Regions from separate parts of the Homo sapiens genome. Here region 1 is linked to region 2. The links are chromatin contacts, found by Hi-C in ENCODE. All regions are on one chromosome and are shown on one strand. Each heading gives the region's core, a stretch centred on a gene start or an enhancer-like site at or near the end of the contact. The rest is flanking DNA. Distances are from core to core; before and after follow the strand shown. Region 1 overlaps CD99 (CD99 molecule (Xg blood group)). Region 2 has its middle 20 kb from the start of PLCXD1.

Evidence for each region. A loop is a pair of places that touch in the nucleus more often than their neighbours do.
Region 1: a map with no recorded cell type shows a loop between it and region 2 (13-fold over the local background). The contact joins two enhancer-like sites. A Hi-C loop is called at or near these places in 2 of 37 single-sample maps with no recorded cell type.

What each region holds. Positions count from the first base shown.
Region 1 is chrX:2,705,625-2,710,345 of GRCh38, forward strand. The region is part of intron 1 of CD99 (CD99 molecule (Xg blood group)); the gene reads left to right. Among named protein-coding and RNA genes, the nearest start is that of CD99, 17 kb to the left of the region's middle. Within about 2 kb of position 1,872, at least 25 of the 41 ENCODE cell types and tissues checked have a DNase peak (open chromatin) inside an H3K27ac peak, as active enhancers do.
Region 2 is chrX:259,297-264,247 of GRCh38, forward strand. No RefSeq gene overlaps it. Among named protein-coding and RNA genes, the nearest start is that of PLCXD1, 20 kb to the right of the region's middle. Within about 2 kb of position 2,020, at least 7 of the 41 ENCODE cell types and tissues checked have a DNase peak (open chromatin) inside an H3K27ac peak, as active enhancers do.

The sequences.
Region 1 (4,721 bases), core at 622-3,121, 2.4 Mb after region 2:
TTTAGTCGTTTTCAAATATTCAAGCCATTGTTACTAATTGCAGTCGCCATGGTGTCTCTGAGCTTTCCTGAAGTTATTTGTCCTGTCTCATGGACGCTTTGTGCCCTGTGACCGATCGTCTGCCCGGTGTTAAATGACACATCTTGAAAAAGAGGACAATACTTCCAGAGCGATTCGGTTTTATAGCAACAGAAAAGTAAGGGTGTTTTGACCATTTGAATAAAATAGTAAAATGAAATGTATCAGCTGCCTCCTGCTATTCCCACACAGGAGGACTTCCGGTGCTTGCTCCAATGTGGAGGCATTTTCTCTTGCAGCATTCTGAGCTACAATTATCTCTAGGCTGGGGACCCTTCCCGAGGCCCCCCAAACCTGGAATGAAAGTTTTTAGGGTCAGACCATGTGACTGGTTCCACTCGACCTCCAAAACGTTAAAAAGAAAAAAAAAAAAAGAGCCGGGCGCGGTGGCTCACGCCTGTCATCCCAGCACTTTGGGAGGCCGAGGCGGGCGGATCACGAGTTCAGGAGATCGAGACCATCCTGGCTACCACGGTGAAACCCAGTCTCTACTAAAAATACAAAAAAATCAGCCGGGCGTGGTGGTGGGCACCTGTAGTCCCAGCTACTCGGGAGGCTGAGGCAGCAGAATGGTGTGAACCCGGGAGGCATAGCTTGCAGTGAGCCAAAATCGGGCCACCGCACTCCAGCCTGGGTGACACAGAGACACTCTGTCTCAAAAAAAGGAAAAAACAAAAAACAAAAAACGCTTTGCCTTTGCTTGGCATCAGAGGACTCAGCAGCAAGTAAAGAGCACACACGTGCCCTCTGCACCACCTCCTCCTCCTTTTCTACAATGTCCTGAAAGTTTCGTGTTTAGTGGGCTTTGGAAAAGGGTGTGGAAAACCAGCAGGAGCAGATGAGTACTGGAGTGGCCAGCAGCAGGTGTGAACACCCTGGGGTGATGCTGGGGCTGAGTGAATTGGACATTTTTCAGCAGGGACACCCAGGCCAGTGGCGGGTCTTCATCCTCCCACCCTTAATGGAGATGAACGGCATTATTGAGAAAGCTGCAGGCACACACAGAGCACTGCTTAAATGATGTCCCTGGCTGCTGCTGTTACTATGTAATGATTGTGTTATTCTTATGAAAATCTGAAAGTTACAGGAATCTTGGAACTGCCTAATTTTTTTTAATTAATTAATTAATTTATTTCGAGACAGAGTCTCACTCTGTCGCCCAGGCTGGAGTGCAGTGGTGCGATCTCGGCTCACTGCAACCTCCACCTCCCGGGTTCAAGCGATTCTCCTGCCTCAGCCTCCCAAGTAACTGGGACTACGGGCGTGCACCACCACGCCTGGCTCATTTTTAATTTTATGTGAAACACCTGAATGATGTGATGATGGGGTTTAAGATAACCCAAGTGTTCGGGCGCGGCGGCTCACATCTGTAATCCCTGCACTTTGGGAGGCCAAGGCAGGCAGATCACTTGATGCCCGGAGTTTGAGACCAGCCTGGCCAACATGGCGAAACTCCATCTCTACTAAAAACACAAGAATTAGCTGGATGTGGTGGCACATGCCCATAGTCCCAGCTACTGGGGAAGCTGAGGAAGGAGAATCACTTGAACCCAGGAGGTGGAGGTTGCAGTGAGTTGAGATCATGCTACTGTACTCTAGCCTGGGCAACAGAGCAAAACTCTGCCTCAAAAGAAAAGAAAAGAAAAGAAAAAAACAGCAAAAAGAGAACCCAGGTACTGGCTCTCCTCCTGCGTTTGCCCCGGTTGAGTGCATTCCTGCATTAGTGCAAGCCTTAGTCACGTTGCAGAGGAACTCACACACCCCATGTGGCCTCGGGGACTTCACTCTGGGTTCGTCCTGTTTTTTGAGTTGCCTGGCTGATGAGAAAAAGTAAACATGGTTTGAATCAGTAGAAAGTGTCTTGTCAGACTGACTCATGCCATCTGTCGTCCGTTCCGCCTTGCCCTGATGAGCCATTACCCTGTCCCGGAAACATCTGGAGCTTTGAGAGGGCCGGGTGGAAACAGCAGTGGCAGTTGGGGGTTCTGCTGAGGGTCTGGTCTCTTTGCAAATTTGCAGAGAGGCTGAATGCCGTAAACGTGCAACACAGGCACCTGAGTTCTCCACCAGGCTCCTTCTCTGAGGGCATGGTTGCAGCTCTTGCTGGGTGGGTTTTGTTGGTGTTTTCTTCACATTTGTAGCCCCGGAGGTCGTTTTCAGGAGCAAAAAGGCAAGTGGGGGTGTCTGCTGTGAGCCCGCAATTTCCTGCCTACCACCTGAAAGCTCAGGGAATGTGATGAATTGGGAGATGAATCCTAGGCAATAAAGAGAGCAGTGGACTGAGTTAGGAGACGATAGCTTCATTTACAGAGATTCCTTTACTGACTGATGATCATTGATTGGGTTTGCTTCCCCATGAGGCTTCAAGCCAATAGCACGTGCATTTGCATCCATTTATATACACCTGGGGGACTGCCTTCCTCACACACACCTGGGGGACTGCCTCCCTCACACACACCTGGGGAACTGCATCCCTTCACATACATAGGGAACTGTGTCCCTCACACACCTGGAAGATTAGCCTCAGAGGTGTCTGCAGTACCAGATTCCACCAGGGAGTGAACGTCTGATTATGGGTGATTCAGGGTGCCCACGTCTATATGAAATCGAGAGCGGGTCACCTCCCTTTCCTCCCTACTCTCTGTGGGGTGGTGTTTGGGGAGCTGTCTTAAGTGTTAGTCACCCGAGGAGAAAATGGTGAGGGTGGGACTCTGTATCTGGGAGAAAGGAGACCTTGGAGGCAGGGGACAGACTGACAGAGCCTTGAGCGATGGAAGCTGAGGTCGAGGGCCCAAGGTCGATGATAGAATGCTTGGGGTTGTCTCTCCTCTGGTGTCCTTGTCCTTCAGGCATCCTGGAGTGACATTGAAATTGTTTCAATTAAAAACTGTAGAAACAGCACAGAGATAAGAATGGAAGACAAGCTCCAAGTGCGGGGCTGAGGCGAGTTCTCCAAGGACTAGGGCTAAGGGCAGAGGGTGGGAGAAGGGGAGAAGGGCGTGAGGGGCATACTGTGTCCTTTGCCACCCACTCTCAGACTTGTTGTCTTGGACCTCCGTCGGCTGAGCTTGGGGTCCGGGGAGCAGTGGGTTTGGACACTCAGTGGTGACGTCAGCCGTAGTCCTGAAGCAGAGGGGAAGTTGGCAATCCAGGCTTGCCTGGGGGTGACACTGGTGGCGGGAGGGCCTGTGCCCTCCCCTGTAACTGGGTTTGTGTGGGGTCCATGGGGGCATTGGGGTCAGTGGAAGGAACATGAAGTGAGCCAGAGCATCGTCACTGTGGCCTCTGAGGGCAGGTGGAGCAAGAAAAGGAGGAAGCTTCTAAGTGACACCTGGTCCCAGCTCAGTGGCTATGACCAGGGAAGTCATGTGGAGGAAAAGGCTGGTGGACTCTGAGGGTGATGGAGGAGGATGGGAGGGGCAAGCTAGGCTGGGGAGGTGGCAGGCCATGGACACACACCAGACAGACACACATGTGCATGCACACATACACAGGCACATACATGCATGCACACTCATGCCATGCATATATGCATGCATGCACACGTGTGCACCCACACAGCAAGTCACATGTGCACGTGAGCACACATGAAAACACACAAGCACATGCACATACTCCTGCAGTGCACATGCACACCCATATATGCATGCACACAGGTGTGTGCTCAGATAGCACCCTCACACATATGCACACAAGCACACAGGCAAACACGCAGACACATGAACAAATGCACATATATATTCATGCAGTGCACTTGTGCACATATACACATGCAAACAGGTGTGCATTCAGCACACTCACAATGCACATGAAAACACGTGTGCACACACATGCAGTGCAATACATATATGCATGCACATGTGTGCCCACACCATACACCCACACATACGTGCAGGAGCACACACGTGCACACACAGAAACCACATGAATGCATGAGCACGCGTATATGAAATACACATGTACACATGAGCACATCCACACGCGCACATGCATGAACATAGACACACACATGCATGTACATAGACACGCACATGCATGTACATAGACATGCACACGTATACCCAGGCCCTGCATTGGAAAAAATCCAAAATGTGGCTTGGTTGCAAAGAGCACATGAAGAGCTGTTGAATGCAGAGGTGCCCAGCAAGAAGCATGGACCTAAACCCGAAGGTGGTTGGGGGAAGCTTGGGGACACCTGGGTGGGCAAATGGCCCCCCTGAGGCCCAGGGACAGATGCAAAAACCCAGCAAGCCAGGAGGGTCTTTGAAAAAAAAAATGTGTACCACATGTGACATTTCCCATGTGAGGGAAGCATCGAGATCATACTGTGTTTTCCCTGTGCCCTGCGATTTTGCAGCTGACATGCCCTTTCTGTGGAAATATATAGCAGTCCTCATGCTAGGATTGCGTGTTCTGTGTCAGGCAGCTGGGCATGGGAGTGCAGGGTGTGGGGTGGAACCTGGGAGGAGAGTTCTAGTTTTACCACTGTGTTCCGGCCGTGGGGTGTCCTGGGGAATGGAGGCCACCTCCTGACACTGGAGTTTCCTGGGTTCTGCTGTGAGCGAGGAGTGGGAGAAGACAAGACTCTGGTCTTAGAAACCTTCCGAGTCTCGTACGCCCTTGACTGCCGTTTCTGAGTATTT
Region 2 (4,951 bases), core at 770-3,269:
AGGTGGGGTAGCTAGAGAGAGTGGGGGTAGCTGGGGGGGGTAGCTAGAGAGAGGTGGGGGTAGCTAGAGAGAGGTGGGGTAGCTAGAGAGGGGGATAGCTAGAGAGAGGTGGGGTAGCTAGAGAGAGTGGGGGTAGCTGGGGGGGGTAGCTAGAGAGAGGTGGGGGTAGCTAGAGAGAGGTGGGGTAGCTAGAGAGGGGGATAGCTAGAGAGAGGTGGGGTAGCTAGAGAGGGGGATAGCTAGAGAGAGGTGGGGAGTAGTTAGAGAGGGGGATAGCTAGAGAGAGGCGGGGGTAGCTAGAGACAGTGGGGGGAGCTAGAGACAGTGGGGGTAGCTAGAGGGGGGGATAGCTAGAGAGAGGTGGGGTAGCTAGAGACAGTGGGGGGAGCTAGAGACAGTGGGGGTAGCTGGGGGGGGTAGCTAGAGAGAGTGGGGGTTGCATCTGACAGTGAGTGTTTGTGGAAGAGAGAGCAACTCCATCTGGAATGCTGATCCACCTGTTCACTTCTGACCAACCGCTGCTCTGGGAAGGTCTCTAAGATGATTTTGCTACTTTCTCCAATGTGACCTCAATAGCCTGGACCATAAACCCTGCCCTGGGGCAGGTGCACGTGGCTGTCCCTGAGGCACCTTCCCTGACCGTGAGGGCCCCCCTCCCTCCCACCAACGTTTTCCTGCATATTCCTCCCTGGGGTGAAGCCCTGGGTCTGCAGGGACGACCGGGATCCACTCTCCTCGCAGACACGGCTTCTGTTCTTACATCTCTGCTAAGTATTTCTTTCGGAGAATCTGGATTAGTCAGCTTCTTCCTTCAGCTCTCAGCTTCCTCGACCTCCGGGGTGTGGTTTGCACAGACCCGGCCCCTGCGGAAACAGGTGCTAAATGCTAGTGAATGGACCCATTAGAATAGTTAATTCTGGCCGGGCACGGTGAAAATGGTTAACTGTGGCCGGGCGCGGTGGCTCACACCTGTAATCCGAGCACTTTGGGAGACCGAGGTGGGCGGATCATGAGGTCAGGAGTTTGAGACCAGCCTGGCTGAGGCAGGAGAATTGCTTGAACCTGGTGTAATGTGAAAAAAAAACCAGTACGAAGCACAGCTCACAAGGCCTTCCCCCTTTAGGCTTAGAACAATAGCGGGGCGCAGTGGCTCACGCCTGTAATCCCAGCACTTTGGGAGGCCAAGGCAGGCGGATCACGAGGTCAGGAGGTCGAGACCATCCTGACTAACCTGGTGAAACCCCGTCTCTACTAAAAATACAAAAAATTAGCCGGGTGTGGTGGCGGGTGCCTGTAGTCCCAGCTACTCGGGAGGCTGAGGCAGATAAATAATTGCTTGAACCCAGGAGGTGGAGGTTGTGGTGAGCCGAGATCACGCCACTGCACTCCAGCCTGGGCGACAGAGCGAGACTCCATCTCAAAAAAAAAAAAAAAAAAAAAAAAATGAAGCCTGCAATCCCAGCACTTTGGGAGGCTGAGGCAGGTGGATCACGAGGTCAGGAGTTCAAGACCAGCCTGGCCAAGATGGTGAAACGCCGTCTCTACTAAAAATAAAAGAAATTAGCCAGACATGGTGGCGGGTGCCCGTCATCCCAGCTACTCCGGAGGCTGAGGCAGGAGAATCGCTTGAACCCGGGAGGCGGAGCTTGCAGTGAGCCGAGATGGCACCATTGCACTCCAGCCCGGGCAACAAGAGCGAAACTCCGTCTCAAAACAGAAAAAAATATAGGGTCTCAAACCACACCTCATGAAGCCCAGGGATGGGCTTTTGGGGTGGGCCCCACCGTGAGGTATGTGGGTTTCAAAGCAGTTCTCTGGGGGCACAGAGCACCTTGGGAATCAGCAGGGAAAATGGATCTGGGCAGGCTCCGGCCCTGACATGGACCTGGGGTTCCGGGGACCCCTCTTCTGGGCCAGCCAGGCCCCCTTGCGCCTGTGCCCCTCTGGCGACGTACCCCGGCCTTTGCAAGCTGTGTGCGCTCTTCCCACCACCTCCAGGCGGTGCACGGCGTCTGCCTGGGACGAGGACTCCAGAGGCTTCTGTGGAATCTGCCGCTGCCTTCCAAGGCCGGCACCTCCTGCCCCTGCTATCCTTTGACCTTGGGGTTCCCGTCCGAGCCACGGCTGTGACCTCGCGCCCCCAGGAGCTGGCTTTTCTTTATCCTCCTTGGTCTTCCTGTCACCGCCCAAGGGGCTCACCTCGCCGGCTGCGTGGACAGAGTGATTTATCACTACCACAAAGCTGCAATCCCAGCCGGCTGCGTGGGAGGCCGGAGTTTCCTTATTCCTCAAATCCGTCTCCCCAGAGACCCTGGGACTGGAGTTTTTCAGGATAATTTGCTGGGTAGGAGGTCAGAAAGTGGGGAGTGCTGATTGGTTGGGTCAGAGATGGAATCACAGGGAGTCGAAGCTGTCGTCTGGCGCTGAGTCAGTTCCTGGGTGGGGGCCGCAGACCAGATTAGCCGGTTGATCATCTGGGTGGTGCCAGCTGATCCGTCCAGTGAAGGGTCTGTGACATATCTCAGCACTGATTGTAGGTTTCACAAAAGCGATGTGAGCAGGAGCAATTTGAGGAGGGTCAGAAACTTGCAGCCTCCAGAGGCCAGAGTCCTAAACCATCATTTCTAATCCAGGGGATAATCTCTTAGTCCTGTAAACACGGCCTAGTCCCCAGGCAAGAAGGAGGTTTGCACTGGGAAAGGGCTATTATCATCTTCGTGTCAAAGCTAAACTATAAACTAAGTTCCTCCCAAAGATAGTGTGGGTGACACCCATGAGTGAAGAAGGACAGCTTGGAGACAGCTTGGAGACAGCTTGCAGACAGCGTGGAAGTTCGAAGCAAGACGGACTCAGTGAGGTTAGCTCTCCTTCACTGCCCTAATGTTCTCACTTACAATTTTATCAGGCCGGGCGCGGTGGCTCATGCCTGTAATCCCACCACTCTGGGAGGCTGAGGTGGGAGGATCACAGCGTCAGGGGTTTGAGACCAGCCTGGCCAATGTGGTAAAACCCCGTCTCTAATAAAAATACGAAAACTAGCCGAGTATGGTGGTGGGTGCCTGTGGTCCCAGCTACCCAGGAGCTTGAGACAGGTGAATGGCTCGAACATGGGAGGCGAAGGTTGCAGTGAGCCGAGATCGCGCCACTGCCCTGCAGCCTGGGTGACAGAGCGAGACTCTGTCTTAAAAAAAAAAAAAAGAAAGAAAAATTGTTTTTGCAAAAATGGTTTCAATCTCAGGGAGTAGAGCCCTTTCCTGTGGGACCCGCCTTGCCCAGCTCCCTAGCTCCCTCCCTGCCCGGCCACCCTGCAGGATGCCAGGGTTGGGGGTCTCTGGGGGTTACCAAGGAGGCCCACCTGTTCCTGGGGGCTGCCTAGAGAGCCCCCACCCACGGGGAGCTGAGGGCCTCAGAGGAGGAGCAGAGACTCCAGTTCCTGCTAGGGTCAGTTGAGGTTATCTGTAGTTAATTTTTATCTAAAAAGTGATGCAAGCTTATTTTTAAAATGCAAACAGGCCGGTGAAGTGGCTCACGCCTGTAATCCCAGCACCTTGGGAGGCTGAGGTTGGGGGATCGCTTGAGCCCCAGATTTAGAGACCAGCCGGGGCAACATAGCCAGGTCCTGTCTCTACAAAAAATAATAATTATAAATAAATAAAAATAAAAATTCAACTGTAAAGATGTTTATAAAGTAAAAAAGGAAAAAATGTCTTTTTTAACCTCTCCTATTCTTCAGAAAAGGTAACCTATTCATAGTCAATACTTATTTGTAATCATTCAATTTGCAATTTAATTAATCATTGAATTTTACATACAATTTGCATTTTTGTTTTTAATCATTCAATGTGAAATTATATAATGTCAACTTACCCATTTCAAAGTGTGCACTGCAGTGGCATTTAGTAGTCACAAGCTTGGCAGGATCTTTTTTTTTTTTTTTTTTTGAGATAATCTCTCTCTCTAGGTCTGTCACCCAGGCTGGAGTGCAGTGGCGTGATCTCGGCTCACCACAACCTCCACCTCCCGGGTTCAAGTAATTCTGCCTCAGCCTCCCGAGTAGCTGGGACTACAGGCGCCCGCCACCACACCCGGCTGATTTTTTGTATTTTTAGTAGAGACGAGGTTTCACCATGTTAGCCAGGATGGTCTCCATCCTCTGACCTCGTGATCCACCCGCCTCGGCCTCCCAAAGTGCTGGGATGACAGGCGTGAGCCACCGCGCCCGGCCGCGGAGTTTTATTTTTTATTTTATTTATTTATTTATTTATTTATTTATTTATTTATTTTTGAGATGGAGTCTCGCTCTTTCACCCAGGCTGGAGTGTCTCAAAAAAGGAAATGAAATATATATATGTGTATATGAAGAAGAGTAAGATGGAATATATTTTACAACAATCAGTGTATATGGCCTGTATACCTGAAATAAAAGAGGAAACCAGCTGTGGTCAAAAACTGAATCAGGGGCCGGACGCGGTGGCTCACGCCTGTAATCCCAGCACTTTGGGAGGCCGAGGCAGGTGGATCACATGAGGTCAGGAGTTCGAGACCAGCCTGGCCAACATGGTGAAAAACAGTCTCTGCTAAAAATACAAAAAATTAGCCGGGTGTGGTGGCGGGCACCTGTAATCCCAGGTACTCACTTGGGAGGCTGAGGCAGGAGAATCACTTGAACCTGGAAGGCGGAGGTTGCAGTGAGCCAAGATCGTGCCACTGCACTCCAGCCTGGGAGACAGAGTGAGACTCTGTCTCAAAAATAAAAGAAAAAAGATCAACCTGAGCCAGCACAGGCTTCTTGTACCCTGAGCTGTGGCTTCTTCCCTGCGTGGAAACAACAGGTGTCTGTCGTTGGCTTCAAGGTCGGCGGCGTCTGAACCGCCTCTAAGGGGCAGGGTTGGGGACAGTGGGGAATCCAGGTCCGGTCGGGAACGCCCGTGTGGATTTGCAGACGCTGTAG